Regions from separate parts of the Homo sapiens genome. Here region 1 is linked to region 2. A link is an interaction called in ENCODE POLR2A ChIA-PET data of the cell type or tissue named here. Cell type or tissue: PC-3. All regions are shown on one strand. Each heading gives the region's core, and the rest is flanking DNA. Links, peaks and the distances in the headings are about the cores only.

Region 1 (8,328 bases), core at 1-8,000, 60 kb before region 2:
CCTAGAGATACATCCAAGTTGTTGCATGTATCAATAGTTTGTTCTTTTTATTATTGAGTAATATTCCATGGGGTGAATACCACAGTTTAACCATTCACTTATTGAAGAACATCTGGGCTGATTCCAGTTTGGGGATATTATAATTAAGCTGCTATGAATATTTGTGTACAGGTTTTTGTGTGAACCTAAGTTTTTTTGTTTTTTTTTTTTGAGATGAAGTTTCGCTGTGGTTGCCCAGGCTGGAATGCAATGGCATGATCTCGGCTCACTGCAACCTCCGCCTCCCAGGTTCAAGCAATTCTCCTGCCTCAGCCTCCCGAGTAGCTGGGACTACAGGCATGCACCACATGCCTGGCTAATTTTGTATTTTTAGTAGAGACGGGGTTTCTCCATTTTGAGGCTGGTCTCAAACTCCTAACCTCAGGTGATCCGCCCACCTCGGCCTCCCAAAGTGTGGGATTACAGGCGTGAGCCACCATGCCCGGCCCTAAGTTTTTATTTTGCTGGGATAAATGCCTAAGAGTGCAATTGCTGGGTATGGTAATTGCGTGTTTTGGATTTTAAGAAACTGCTAAACTGTTTTCCAGAGTGGCTGTACTATATCACATTCCCAGCAATGTACAAGTGATCCAATTTTTTCACATCCTCTCCACACTTGGTGCTGTCACCAAATAGGTATGACACTGACAGGTATGCAGTGATGTCTCATTGTGGTTTTAATTGGCGTTTCTCTGAGGAATAATGATGTTGAATGTCTTTTTGTGGTCCATTAGCCATCGGAATATCCTGTTCAATGAAATGTCTGTCTTTTGTTCATTTTTTACTTGGGCTGTTTGTTTTTTTACAGTTGAATTTTAAGACTTCATTGTATATTCTAGTCCTTTGTCAGATATGTGGTTTACAAATATTTTCTTTCATTCTGTAGCTTGTCTTTTCATCCTCATCACAGCTCTTTAGCAGAACAAAAAATTTTTAATTTTGATGATGTCCAGTTTATCAATATTTCCTTTTGGGAACTGTCCTTTTAGTGTCAGGTCTAAGAAATTTTTGCCTAGCTTGAGAGCTCAAAGATTTTCTCATTTTTTACCTTAAAAGTTTTATAATTTTATAATACTTAAGTGTCATACATTTTGAGTTAACTTTCATATAAGGCATGAGGTTTAGATCCAGGGTCATTTTTTTTTGCCTGTGATTGTCCAGGTGCTGTAGCACCATTTATCCAAAAGGCTATCCTTCTACTGAATTGCTGTTGCACCTTTATGAAAAAAGAGTTGGACATATATGATATAGGTAGAAGGCAGATGCCACCATGCCTGGCTCCCAGGCATATTTGCATAGGATTATTTCTGGGTTCCACTGATCTTTATATGTATCCCTTTGCCAATACTACATAGTCTTAATCATAGCTATATAATAAGTCCTGAAATCCAGAAGACTGATTTCTTCCATTTTATTTTTTTCAAAATTGTTTTAGCTAATCTAATTTCTTTTCCTTTCCATATAAGCTTTAGAATAGTCTTGTCTATATCTACAAATATCTTGCAAGGATTTTTATTGGCGTTGTTCTTCTTTAAATGTTTGGTAGAATTCTCTAGTGAAACCATCTGGCCCTGGAAACTTATCTTTTGGGAGTTTTTAAATTAGATATTGGTTTTTTAAATTGGTAATAGGGCTATTCAGATTGCCTGTTTCATCCGTGTTGGCTATTTGTGGTTTTTGAGGTATTTGCCCATTTCTTCTGAGTTATCAAATTTCAGAGTATAAAATTGCCTATAGTATTTGGTTATTATACTAATAACGACTGTAGGGTCTGTAGTGATATCCCTTATTTTAGTCTTAATATTTTTTATGTTTCCTTGCTTTTTGTTTCTGTCAGTCTTGCTAGAGGTTTATCAATTTTATTGTTTTTTCCCTAAAGAGCTGGTCTTTTCTATAATTTATTTTATTTTTAAAATTTTTATTTTATATGTATTTTTTGAGGCAGAGTCTCACTCTGTTGCCCAGGCTGGAATGCAGTGGCACAGTCTTGGCTCACTGCAACCTCTGCCGCCTGGATTCAAGTGATTTTCCTGCCTCAGCCTCCCAAGTATCTGGAATTACGGGCACATGCCAGGATGCCCAGCTAATTTTTGTATTTTTAGTAGAGACAGCGTTTCACCATATTGGCCAGGCTGATCTCAAACTACTGGCCTCAAGTGATTCACCTACCTCGGCCTCCCAAAGTGCTAGGATTACAGGCGTGAGCCACTGTGCCCAGCCTATATTTTATTTTATTACTTATTTGTTTTTTCTCATAGAGACAGGGTTTTGCTCTGTTACCCCCCGGGCTGGTCTCTACCTCCTGGGCTCAAACAATCTGCCCACCTCAGCCTCCCAAAGTGCTGGGATTGCAGGTGTGAGCCACTGTGCCCAGCCTATTTCATTATTTATTTATTTATTGCTATATAACAAAAGTTGGTGGCTTAAAACAATAAACATTTGGCTGGGCGCGGTGGCTCATGCCTGTAATCCCAGCACTTTGGGAGGCCAAGGTGGGCGGATCACGAGGTCAGGAGTTCAAGACCAGCCTGGCCAACATGATGAAACCCTGTCTCTACTAAAAATACAAAAATTAGCTGGGCATGGTGGCGTGTGCCTGTAATCCCAGCTACTTGGGTGGCTGAGGCAGGAGAATTGCTTAAACCAGGACCTGGGAGGCGGAGCTTGCAGTGAGCCGAGATTGCGCCACTACACTCCAGCCTGGGCTACAGAGTGAGACTCCGTATCAAACAAAAACAAACAAAAATAAACATTTATTATTTCACAAAGTCTCTAAAATAATATTCCTCACAATAAATAGGACTCTAGAAGCAGCTTAGTTGAGGGGGTTCTGGTTCAGCACTTCTTGTGAAGTTGCAGTCAAGACGTCAGCCAGAACTACAGGCACCTATACTTAAGTGTCATACGTTTTTGAGTTAATTTTTGTATAAGGTGTGAGGTTTAGATCCAGGGTCCATCCAAGGCTAGAGGATCTGCTCTCAGGTTAACTCCAGCACATGGCTGCTGGCAGGAGGCCTCAGTTCTTCCCCACATAGACCACTCCAGGGTGCTGCTTGAATGCCCTCATGACAGAGCATCTGGCTTTCCCCAGAGCGAGTGATCCAAGAGAGAACAAGGAACCCACAGGGCCATGCATGACCAAATCTGCAGGACACGCCATCACTTCTGCCTTATTCTGTTTGTTAGAAGTGAGTCACTAATGGCCAGGCGTGGTGGTTCGCGTCTACAATCCCAGCACTTTGGAAGACCGAGGTAGGTGGATCACTTAAGCCCAGGAATTCAAGACCAGCCTGGACAATATGAGACCTTGTCTCTTTTTTTTTTTTTTTTGAGACGGAGTCCTCTCTGTTGCCCAGGCTGGAGTACAGTGGCACGATCTCAGCTCATTGCAACCTCCGAACCTCCGACTCCCGGGTTCAAGCAATTCTCCTGCCTCAGCCTCCTGAGTAGCTAGGATTACAGGCACATGCCACTATGCCCAGCTAATTTTTTTGTATTTTTAGTAGAGAGCATTTTGTCATATTGGTAAGGCTGGTATCAAATTGCTGACCTCAGGTGATCATCCCACCTCAGCCTCCCAAAATGTTGGGATTACAGGTATGAGTCACCATGCCTGGTCTTTTTTTTTTTTTTTTAAATAAAATTTGTTTTTAAAAAGAAGTGAGTCACTAAGCCCACATTAAAACAGTGGGGGGTGCGGGGTGAGTGGAATAAACTCCACTTGCTGAGTATCTAAGACTTTGTAAATATATGTTTTAAAACCAGCATACCATACATGTGGCTGTGTACAAACAATGTAGTAATACTATTAAAACAAACATACATGTAACTATAACACAAAATGAAATGTGGCAAATATAAGAAAGGTAGAAGTGCTGTATGTAGATTTCGTGAAGAAAATTATTTTTTAGCCAAGGGTCAAGCCTACTAGTTATTCAACAAAACCTACTCAAAACATTAATTTTAATGTAATTAAATTTAAAGTTTCATTTTGGTTCTACTCTTTTTTTCTCTTGTTTATAAGATATGTTTCAGAGATGTTACATTATCATTTAGAAGTCTTTACTGATGATATGTCAGCAAGTTATTATATATTCTATTTATCTTATGTGAAAAAGAGTATTTTATAAAAACGTAGCACCATCAGTTCTCCATATATTTAAAAAAAACCACAGAAAATAATATGTTGGGATAATAGTTTCTTTTTTTTTTTATTTTGAGATGGAGTCTCACTCTGTCGCCAGGCTGGTGTTCAGTGGTGTGATCTCGGCTCACTGCAACCTCCGCCTCCCTGGTTCAAATGATTCTCCTGCCTCAGCCTCCCAAGTAGCTGGGACTACAGGCACATGCCACCATGCCCAGCTAATTTTTGTATTTTTAGTAGAGATGGGGTTTCACCATGTTGGCCAGATGGTCTCAATCTCTTGACCTTGTGATCCGCTCGCCTTGGCTTCCCAAAGTGCTGGAATTACAGGCGTGAGCCACCATGCCCAGCCAATAGTTTCTGCATTATCTATACTGAAAGTTTTATTTTTAAATTTGTCTCTAGTCAACTTCCTCTGTTACTACTATAAAATGTATCAGGCTGTCTACATAGATAATATCTAGAAATAGAGTTTTCAGCATTTTAAGATATGCTTAATATAACTGATACTTAAAATATAAATGTTCATATGCACCAAACACCATAGCCTCAAAAATGCACAAAACAAAAATTGATAAAGCTGTAAAGAGACCTAGACAAGCCCACAATTATAGTTGAGGATCACAGCACCCTCTCAGCAACTGAGAAATACTAAATAGTAAATCAGCAAGGGGAAAGAAGATCTGAACAACACAATCTAAGAGGATCTGATTAACATCTGCAGAACAGTAACCCAACCCTCAGCAGAAACTTTTTTTTTTTCAAGCACTCATGGAACATTCACCAAGAAAGACCATATTTGATCATATCTTGGGTCATAAAACATGCCTCAGGAAATTTAAAATAACTGTAATCATGTGAGTATGTTCTCTGCCACAATGAAATCAAACTAGGAAACAGTAACAGAAACACAACAGGAAAAAGCTTTAAACGTGGAAATAAAACAACACTTCTAAATAATCAATGGGTCAAAGAGAAAGTTTTCTCAAAGAAAATGTAAAAATACACATAATTGGAAATAAAAACATATGTTGAAAACATATTCAAAATATGTGGGATGCAGCCATAGCAGTGAATCAGAGGGAAATGAATAGCACTAACCGCTTACTCTATTTTTTATTTATGTTATTTTTATTTTTATTTTTTTGAGACAGAGTCTAGCTCTGTCACCCAGGCTGGAGTGCAGTAGCGCGATCTCTGCTCACTGCAACCTCCGCCTCCCGGGTTCACACCATTCTCCTACCTCAGCCTCCCGAGCAGCTGGGACTACAGGCACGCACCACCTCGCCCGGCTAATTTTTTGTATTTTTAGTAGAGATGAGATTTCACCTTGTTAGCTAGGATGGTTTCAATCTCCTGACCTCGTGATCCGCCCACCTCAGCCTCGCAAAGTGCTGGGATTACAGGCGTGAGCCACTGGGCCCAGCCCAAGTGCTTACTTTAAAAGTGTAGAGTGGCATCAAATCAGTAACCTAATTTACTACCTCAAGAACCTAGAAAAAGGAGAGCAAAATCAGCCAAAGCAAGCAAAAGAAGGGAATAATAAAGAGCAGAAATTAATAGAATTAAAAATAGGAAAACAAAAGAAAAAAGCAAAAAATCAAAAGGCTGGTTCTTGGCTGGGCATCATGCAAAACTCGTCTCTACAAAAAAATACAAAAATTAGCTGGGTGTGGTGGTGCGCACCTGTGGTCCCAGCTACTCTGGAAGCTGAGAGGAAAAGATTGCTTGAGCCCAGGAGTTTGAGGCTGCAGTGAGCCGTGATCATGCCACTGTACTCCAGCCTGGGTGACAGAGCAAGACCCCGTCTCAAAAAAATTAAATAAACAAGTAAACAAAAGTAAACTATGTATCGTTTTGTACTATGTTGCTTTGCATATAGTAAGTGTTCAATAAATATTTACTGATTTCTTCCAAACATTACTTGAATCAGGCATTGATATGTATTCAGACCATTTTCCTTGATCTCAGCCCTTGTTTTCTTTCTTTCTTTCTTTTTTTTCTTTGAGACGGAGTCCCGCTTTGTTGCCCAGGCTGGAGTGCAGTGGCACCATCTCGGCTCACTGCAAGCTCCACCTCCCAGGTTCACACCATTCTCCTGCCGCAGCCTCCTGAGTAGCTGGGACTACAGGCACCCGCCACCAGGCCCGGCTAACTTTTTTGTATTTTTAGTAGAGATGGGGTTGCACCATGTCAGCCAGGATGGTCTCGATCTCCTGACCTCGTGATCCGCCCGCCTCGGCCTCCCAAAGTGCTGGGATTACAGACGTGAGCCACCGCATCAGGCCCCTTGTTTTCTTTTGTAGGGCTGATATGTTGACCCCTGGCTCTTTAAGATTTCCACTGCTCCAATTTACCTGGACCTCCCTAACCTCTTCAATATGTCTAGAATGAGTGAATAAACTGATCATTTTGCTCTCTCTGCTTGTCATTTCCCCCTTTTATCCAGGTCTCCCTTCTCTTGTGTGTAACTCCCTGATATCAAATCAGCAAGTGAATAGAGAAGTAGTTATTAACCGAAAGCTTTCTAATGTGCCATGTCAGGCACTGGTGGAGAAGGCAATGAAAGGCGCAGCATAGGTGCAGGGCCTGAGCTGGGAAGGAGCATGGTGCCATCCTAGAACTGGGGGGACCCTCACTGGGGCTATCGCAGTGAATGGAAAGACATTGGACAAGCCTGGGAGGAAGGTCTGATCTGCAGGAGCTGTAGGCCATATTAAGGATGTGGGCTTCAGTTTTGCAGGATTATAAGCAGGAGAGGTTATGGTGATGGGTCTCTTAAAGATCAGTTGAGTGCAGTGTAGAGAATGCATTGGAGGGGTCAGGAGGCAAGAGAAGAAAGACGCAAAGATAGGAGTTAAGTGTGTGTGGTTAGGAGGTGTGAGTGCAGTGAGTTGGGGGAGGAGGCAGTTTGGGATGATGGAGAAGTCCCTTGTGTGCCCATGCATATGTGTAGCTGAGAGGGAATGGAGATAAGACTGGGAATTGAGAAGCTCATGGTAATCCATGTGAATGTTGACCTCCCCCTGGCCACTGGTGAGCCAGCACTCTCTGCTGCCTTGTAATAGAATAGTGAAAACTATGTTAGATTATTAGTACAACTTTTTAATTTAATTTTATTTATTTATTGAGATGGAGTCTCGCCCTGTCACCAGGCTGGAGTGCAGTGGCGCTATATCAGCTCACTATAAGCTCCGCCTCCCGGTTTCACGCCATTCTCCTGCCTCAGCCTCCCGACAGCTGGGGCTACAGGCGCCTGCCACCACGCCCGGCTAATTTTTGTTTTTTTTCAGTAGAGATGGGGTTTCACCATGTTGGCCAGATGGTCTCGATCTCTTGCCCTCGTGATCTGCCCGCCTCTGCCTCCCAAAGTGCTGGGATTACAGGTGTGATCCTCTGCGCCCAGCCAGTACAATTTATTTTGTAAATTGACATTTGTCTTCTTTATTTTGCTTGACTTTTTATGTGTGTCTTCTTGTCACTCCACCTATATTGTTATCTCCTCACAAACCTGCTGGAGTCCTGGGAGGTTTCGTATTTCCTTTTGTATCTCTGGGGCTTCCATTCCTCTGGATTTCCTGGGATGAATAGTCAGTTTAAGCTGGAAAATCCATCTTTGAATTAATCCCAGCATCTGTTTAGAGTTTAGGGAAGAGAGAGGAAGAGACATAGCCTGACCAATATTGTCTTTATCCTTTCTTATTTTTAGGGTCATTTTAGTGAGATTTAGGAGAGGATATAAATATTTGTGCAAATTCTCATCTTAAACTTAAGACCTTATTAAAACATTAAAAACTGCTTTAGCATACTTTGTTTGAGGGCTTGGGAGTATCCATTTTGGTCATTTTTCTGTTATCATCTTCTTAGCCTAACAATAGCATTTGACACAGGTCACGGTCAATCAGTTCCTTTTTCAAACATGTTCTGCAGTTGGCTTCCAAGATGCCATACTCTGTCTTACTGTCCACTCAAACTTAGTCACCATTGCCACTTCTCCCAAACCTCTTACCATTGGCATGCCCAAAGCCTGGTCTTGGATCTCTTCTTGGTATCTGCACCCTGCTTTGTGAGCTAGCCCCTCCTCATGGCTTCAAATAGCATCTTAAATTGATGATTATTTGTACCTCCAACCTGAATATTTCTCC
Region 2 (8,345 bases), core at 53-8,052:
GTTAGAACTGAGGTTTAGTAAAATTGCAGGATGCAAAGTCAGCATATAAAAATCAGCAGCATTTCTGTATGCCAAGAGCAAACAATCTAGAAAATAAACCAAGAAAATAATCTTATTTCCAATAGCTACAAATAAAATAAAATAAAATACCTAGGAATAAACTTAACCAAAGAAGTGAAAGATTTCTACAATGAAAACTATAAAACACTGATGAAAGATATTGAAGACGGCACCAAAAAGTGGAAAGATACTCCATGGTCATGGATTCAGTATTGTTGGAATCAGTGTTGTTAAAATGTCCACACTACCCAAAGGAATTTACAGATTCATTGCAACCCTTGTCAAAACACCAATGACATTCTTCACAGAATTATGTTTTAGGGTTGGAAAAACAATCCTAAAATTTTTGTGGAACCACAAAGACCCAGAGTAGGCAAAGCAATCCTGGGCAAAAAGAACAAAACTGAAGGAATCACATTACATACATTATGTGACTTCAAATTATACTCCAGAGCTATAGCATGGTGCTGGCATAAAAACAGACACAGACCAGTGGAACAGAATAGAGAGCCCAGAAAAAAATCCACACATTTACCTCCAACTCATTTTCAACAAAGCCACTAAGAACATTGGGGAAAGGACAGTCTGCAATAAATGGTGCTGGGAAGACTGGACATCCACATGCAGAAGAATGAAACTGGACCCCTATTTCTTGCCGTATACTAAAACAAATCAAAATGGATTAAGCACCTGAAGTTATGAGACTACTAGAAGAAAACATTGGGAAACACTAAAGGTCATTGGTATGGGCTAAGGTTTCTTGAGTGTGACCTCCAAAGAACAGGCAACCACAACAAAATGGACAGTGGGATCACATCAAGCTCAAAGCTGCTGCACAACAAACAGTCAACAAAATGAAGAAACAACCCACAGAATGAAGAAAATATTTGCAGACTACCCAACTGATGAGATAATAACCAGAATATGTAAGGAGCTGAAACAACTCGATAGGAAAAAGAAATCCAATTTAAAAATGGGCAAAAGATCTGAAGCACAAGAGCTGAATAGATGTTTCTCAGGAAGACATATGGGTAAATGGTCAACAGGTATATGAAAAAATGGTCAACATCACTAATCAGATAAATACTAATCGAAAGTATAATGAAATATTTCATCCCAGTTAAAATGGCTTTTATCAAAAAGACAGGCAATAACAAATGCTAGTGAGCAGGCAGAAAAAAGAGAACTCTTATACGTTGTTGATAGGAATGTAAACCAGTACAGTCACTATGAAGAATAGCATGGAGGCCGGGCATGGTGGCTCACGCCTGTAATCCCAGCACTTTGGGAGGCCGAGGTGGGTGGGTCATGAAGTCAGGACATCGAGACCATCCTGGCTAACACGGTGAAACCAGCCGAGCGTGGTGGTGGGCGCCTGTAGTCCCAGCTACTCGCGAGGCTGAGGCAGGAGAATGGCGTGAACCTGGGAGGTGGAGCTTGGAGTGAGCCTAGATTGCTGCACTGCACTCCAACCTGGGCAACAGTGCCAGACTCTGTCTCAAAAAAAAAAAAAAAAAAAAAAAAAGAATATTATGGAGGCTCCTCAAAAACTGAAAATAGAGCAACCATATGATCCAGCATTTCCACTGCTGAGTATATATCCCAAAGAAAGGCCTGGGTGCGGTGGCTCATGCCTGTAATCCCAGCACTTTGGGAGGGCAAGGTGAGCGGATCACCTGAGGTCAGGAATTCAAGATCAGCCTGACCAAAATGGAGAAATCCCGTCTCTACTAAAATACAAAAAATTAGCCAAATGTGGTGGTGTGCACCTGTAGTCCCAGATACTCAGGAGGCTGAGGCAGGGGAATTGCTTCAACCCGGGAGGCAGAGATTGCAGTGAGCCGAAATCGCGCCATTGCACTCCAGCCTGGTGACAGAGTGAGACTCCGTCCAAAAAAAAAGGAAACGAGTATATCAAAGGGATAACTGCACTCCCATGTTTATTGCAGCATTATTCGTGATAGCCAAGTTATAGTATCAACATAAGTGTACATCAGTTGATGAAGGGATAAAGAAAATGTAAATATGTTCCATGGAATATTAGTCAACCATAAAAAATAATGAAATCCTGTCATTTGCAACAACATAAATGAGACTGGAGGACATTACGTTAAATGAAATAAGCCAGGCACAGAAAGACGAATACCACATTTTCTCACTCGTGGGAACTAAAAAAAAAAAAAAAAAGAAAAATGAACTCACGGAGACAGAGAGTAGAATGATGGTTACCAGAGACCGGGAAGGGTGGTAGGGAAGTAGGGATGGAAGACTTGGTTAATGGGTGCAAAAATATGGTTAGAAGGAGTAAGATACAGTGTTTAGTAGCACAATAGGGCAACTATCGTTAATTTATTGTGTATTTCACAGTAACTAGAAGAGTGGAATTGAAATGTTCGTAACAGCAAAGAAATGATAAATACTTGAGGTTATGAATATCCCAGTTACCCTGATTTAATCGTTACACATTATACTTGTATCAAAATGTATGATGTGGATCCCATAAATATATACAACTACTGTTTACTATAATAATTAAAAATAAAAACATTTTTAAAATCTTTGGACAATGAAAAAGTCTTGCCAGTGGGAGCTGAGTTATGCCAAAGCATAACTTAATTGACTTCATTCTCTGAGGCTACAGAATGGTACTTTCAACTGTCTTAGTTGTTTGGTGTTCTAAGATGATGCCGAATAAAATTTAGACTATCTAGAGCAGGATCAGCAAAGTATTTATATAAAGAGCCAGATAGTAAATAAGTATTTTAGGCTTTGCAGACCATAAATCTCTGTCAAAACTACTCAACCCTGCAGCCGTATTGTAGAAGCAACCATAGACAACAGGCAAACGAATGTGGCTGTATTCCAACTGTGGGCCATAGTGTGCTGACTGCTGATTAGAGCAGTGGCTCTCCAGGTTTTATTGTAAAGAGGGATCAACTGCACAGTCCCTGCCCATCAGAGATTCTTACTCAGTTTGTCTGGGCTGGGATCCCTAACACGTATTTTAAATAGGCTTCAGTTTGAAATGGAGGGCTATGGCCTCTGGCATCCCACTTTTAAGAAACACAGAGGAATCAGAAAGCTTGTTCTCTCTGAGGTGAGCAAGTGGGCTTTTGGCAGTGGTAGTAAGTGAAGGGGATAATTTGAAACTGTATTCTTTTGGCAATAACCTGGAGTATAGATACTCTGTATTGCCAAATAAAGACAAATCCATATTCTTTGACATCTGACAGTCAATTTTATGAAAGTTGGAGGTAATGTTATAAAAAAGCCATTTAATTGATGAGAACCTAACATTTTCTGCTATTTACTGTCTAGAATAATATATGCTTCATTCTTTCATTTGTATTTCCAGAAGATATTTTCTTCATCTTATATTTCTAGAAACCATTGAAACCCTATTCATTCTTAAAGACTAAGTAATTTTTTAGTGTTCTACTGTATGCCAAGCACTGTTGTACTCTTGTGGGCCCTGGAATTATATCAGAAAAAAACAGGCAGAATTTGCCTCCTCATGGATTCTGATCTCTCTACTGGTCCTCAGTGACAGTTGAATATGTACATCAGATAGTTGTTTACCCCATCTCCTACTACATTATAACTTTCACAAGGGTTGGAAATCTTAAGTCCGTTTTCTATCTCCTTAGTGCTTGGTACCTAGTTCTGCCCCAAAAAACTTAATTCCCTAGGACACTAACCATGTCGAATAAAGTCACTCTTGGGAGGTCTACAACAGCACCGCCCAGTAGCAGTATAATATAAACCACATATGTAAATTTAAATTTTTTAGTCTTCTTATTAAAAACTGTAAAAAAAAAGAAAAACAGGTGAAACTAACTTTATAATAGGTCTTATTTAGTATGCACAAAATATATTTCAACATGTGATAAGTTTAAAAATTGATGAGTTGATCTTACAAAATTGTTCACTTTTCAATGTCAGCACCTTTCAGGTAACACTAGCCATTTTTGAAGTGCTTAATAGTCACAAGTCTGATGCTTATCGTATTAGTGTAGGTGTGTAGCTTCAGATGGTAACCACATGTGTTCACCTCTCCTGCTGCTGTAACACACCCACACCTTTTTAGTTTTCAGATACTCGCCCTTAGAAAATGCATACATTTTTCTAATTCTTTGGGAAATGAAGTGAATTCCTCAGGAATGAGTTGCTCGTCGTTACTCTGCTTTTTCATTTTCTAAAATAGAATTATGTAAAAGATTAAATATTTGTATACTAAAGTATTAAAAGATGAGTATAGAAAGCAAGGAAACTAGTCAGGTAATTTTAAGGGTGAGCCAGTGAGTGTTTAAACTAGGGAGGTGATTGCATAAGAGGTAAACTTGGGATGGGGTGCCAAGGCAATGCACTGGAGGGAAGAACAGTCATTAACAGACCCAGGACAGCTGGTTAACCACATGCAAAATAATGAATTTGGACCCCTACCTCACAAGATTTACAAAAATTAAGTTTAAATGAACCATAGGTGTAAGTATAAGAGCTTAAACTCTAAACCTCTTTGAAGAAAACACAGGGATAATTATTCGTGACCTGGGTTAGGCAATGGTTTATTGGATATGATGTCAAAAGTATAAGCAACAAAAGGGAAAACAGATACATTGGACCCCATCAAAATTAGAAACTTTTGTGCTTCAAAGGACACCATCAAGAAAGTGAGAAGATATTCCACAGAATGGGAAAAGATACTTGCAAATCATACATCTGATAAGGGATTTGTTTCTAGAATATATAAAGAACTTTTATAACTGAACAATAAAAAGACAAATCAGTTGAAAAATAGCAAATGATTTGAATAGATACTTCCTCAAAGAAGATGTATGAATGTGCAATAAATGCATGAAAAGATGTTCAGTATCATTAGCCTTCAAGGAAATGTATATCAAAAAGTATAGTGAAATACCCCTTCACACCCACTAGGATGGCTGTACTCAGAAAGACAATAAAGGTTGGCAAGGATGTGGAGAAATTAAAACCTTTGTACATTGCTGATAGGACTGTAAAATGGTGCAGCTGCTGTAGAAAACAGTTTGAGAATTCCTCATAGAATTATTATGGGACATAGCAATTCCTCTCATAGGTATACACCCAAGAGAAATGAAAGCAAATGTCTACATAATAAGTTACACATGAGTGTTAATGGCACCATTATTCATAATAGATCTGGCTATATTAGCTGATGAATAATGAATAAACATGATATATACATAGAATGGAATATTATTTAGCAATAAAAAGAAATGAAGTACTGATACATGCCACAACATTGATGAACCTTGAAAACATTATGCTAACTGAAAGATGCCAGTCATAAAAGAACATATATTATGTGATTCCATTTATAAGAAGTATTCAGAATAGGTGAATAGAGAGTTATATTAGTGGTTGATGAGGCTAGGGGATTGAGAGATGATGGCTAAAGAATGCGGAGTTTCTTTTTAGGGTGGTGAAAATGTTATAAAATTTTGATGGGGTCCAATGTATGTGTTTTCTCTTTTGTTGCTTATACTTTTGACATCATATTCAGTAAGCTGTTGCCTAACTCAGGTCATGAAGATTTATTCCTGTGTTTTCTTCAAAGAGGTTTAGAGTTTAAGCTCTTATACTTAGACCTATGGTTCTTTAAACTTAATTTTTGTAGATGTTGTGAGGTAGGGGTCCAAATTCATTATTTTGCATGTGGTTAACCAGCTGTCCTGGCACCATCTGTAACCAGTGATGGTTACAACTGTGTACATACTAAAAACCATTGAATCATACACTTTAAAGAGTGAATTTATGATATATGAATTATATATCAGTAAAGTGATAAAAGGAATTTTATCGGTCAAGCAGCTCCAAACTGCTGTCTGATAAAGTATTTAAGCTGAAGCAAACATGTAATCTAAGATACACTCCCTTTATCTGGTAGAAGGCTATTGTTTGTACTTAGTACATTATAAGTTTTTCAGACCCTTCATTATATTTGTCTGTGAAGTAGGTGTTAACCATGTGAAGTAAGGTAAGTCTCAGAAAGGTCTAGTAAAATGCCCCTTAAGAGCGAGAACTTGAACCCAGGTTTGGACTCAGCATACAGTGCTCTTTCCATTTATATGTCACGTTTAATTTACAGTTTTTAAATGTGGCTGGCACAGTGGCTCACACCTGTAATTCCAGTACTTTGGGAGGCCAAGGCAGGAGCATCACTCTAGGCCAGGAGTTCAAGACCAGTGGAGGCAACATAGTGAGACCCTATCTCTACACACCCCCAAAAAATTTAGCCAGGCATGGTCGTGTCCACCTGTAGTCCCAGTTACTTCAGGAGGCTGAGGCGATAGGATCACTTGAACCCAGGAGTTTGAGGTTACAGTCAGCTGTGATTGCACCACTGCACTCCATTCTGGGCAACAGAGTGAGACCCTGTCTCTAAAAAACAAAAAGTTTATGGAACATAATTTCTGAAATTAAGAACTCATGTAATTCACATAAACTAAACAAAGGTCTCTCTATACATGCAATAAAGTAAATAAAATAAAGGGTAGGTAATTTGGCAATAGAGGAGCCAATGTTTGTTTAGAACATTGGTGGTGAGGCTAATTTTATAGAGAAAATGACAGTCTTAAAGAAGGGGACTTGGAGGTATTCTGTAAGAAGCTGGAAATAAGAAAATGGAACAGGAATGAGAAATGAAAACTATGATTTGGGTATCAGAACTAAAAGAATGAGAGTAAGAATAAACAGGAAGACACACACAATTTGACTAGCCAAGGGACATAACTGTTAAAAAACCGAATCAATCTGACAGTCATAGAAGATTGAACAGCATTTTGAGAACTACCAAGTTGGTAGAAAATCTGCAGTGCTTGGATCTTGTGACTTCTAATCTGTTTGGGCTTACCACTAACTAATTTTGAAAAGGCCTTTAAATCTCTTGGGATCCCCATGGAATCAAAGTATATTAAAGTTGATAACATTAAAATCTCTCTTATTCAGATGAGGGAACTCAAATCTGTGGAGGTCTTCCATAAGGTCATGATTGGCAAGTAGTATAGAGACACACAGGACCCAGGCCTGCTGACTTCAGCTGTAAGAAGGGAGCTGGAACAGACAATTGCTGAGGCTCCATCTGGTTTTCAAATTCTGTGATCTCAGTGGCCACTGTGAAAACAAATGGCTAGAACAGGTTCCATTGAATGTTCATTGAAATTCCATTGAAAGGTTAATAGGAAGAATAAGAGGAGAAAAGTAAGACTAGAATTAGTGAGGAAAGTTATAATTAGCGGATTGTACAAGCCTAATATGGAAAAATGGAAGAATAAAATAAAAGGCAACAAGTGGAATCCTTAAGTAGGTAATTGGGCATATTCAATAGGAACAGAGAGGAATCTTTGGAGAATAAATTAAGCAGTTATTTCTGAAACAGGAGCAACTTTCAGGAATTTTTTTTTAAGGAACCAAGAAATACTTTAACCAGTGGGTGGGCAGACCTTTTGTGTGAAAGGCCAGATTGTAAATAGCTTGACTTTGTGCACCACAAGGTCCCTGTTGGAACTGTTCAGTGCAAAAGCAGTCATAATTATATGTAAAGGAATGGGCATGGCTAGTGTCCAGTAAAACAGGACACATAACTGAAAAAATTCCAGGACCCTGTTTCCAAGTTCTAACATAAATTCAGTTGTCTAGCCAGGCGTAGACATATAAACACAGAAGTTATTGCTGCTCATGGTTGCTTAAGGTTTCAAAAGTTTGAAATACGGCAAGTCTTTGATGCTCTTTCTTCCATCCCCAGAAGCTAAAAGTTATCCTGTACATTTTCTCATGTAAACATACTTTTAAAAATCAACTGTCTTGGCAGAACTATACAATTTTTACGTTGAAGATAGATGAGAAAAAAATGGCACATTTTCCATTTCTTTTGAAAACCCCTTGGGAAGGTACCATGATAGTCTCTTAGTAAGTCTAATACAGAGAGCATATTATTGCCTCAGAGTAATCTACCTCTGTCAACTTTGATTACTGGAAACAGTAAAAATTTTTTTTTGCACATGCTATCATTTATTTCTCTGTTTTAAAATGGTTTTTACCATATCTAGATCATATAGCTGTTACATCATTTAACCCTTTAATCCTCGTTTAATCTTGGTGTTATAAATAAGTACAGTATATATGTGATGCTTATCACCAGTCCTATCCATGTATCTCGTCATTTTGATTGTCAGAATATTATTAGATTCCTTAGGATGAGATCATAAAGACAATATTTCCTGTGTTCTTGCATGTTGACTGGTTTA

The links. ChIA-PET counts read pairs that join two places held together with the same protein. Peaks named below come from ENCODE experiments on the same cell type or tissue, not always from the same donor. Only the 100,000 strongest peaks of a DNase experiment are listed, where the experiment ranks them.
Region 1: POLR2A ChIA-PET joins it to region 2 with 9 read pairs; 2 of 35 experiments call an interaction of 5 or more read pairs at or near these places.

The regions. Positions count from the first base shown.
Region 1 is chr15:29,844,787-29,853,114 of GRCh38, reverse strand. It overlaps a transcript of TJP1 not described here. Among named protein-coding and RNA genes, the nearest start is that of TJP1, 26 kb to the right of the region's middle. In PC-3, for the core only: no CTCF peak of the experiment used is centred there; DNase peaks (open chromatin) are centred at 704, 3,234 and 3,604; H3K4me3 peaks cover 331 bases; H3K27ac peaks cover 3,929 bases.
Region 2 is chr15:29,784,654-29,792,998 of GRCh38, reverse strand. All of the region lies in intron 2 of TJP1 (tight junction protein 1), which reads left to right. Among named protein-coding and RNA genes, the nearest start is that of TJP1, 34 kb to the left of the region's middle. In PC-3, for the core only: no CTCF peak of the experiment used is centred there; no DNase peak of the experiment used is centred there.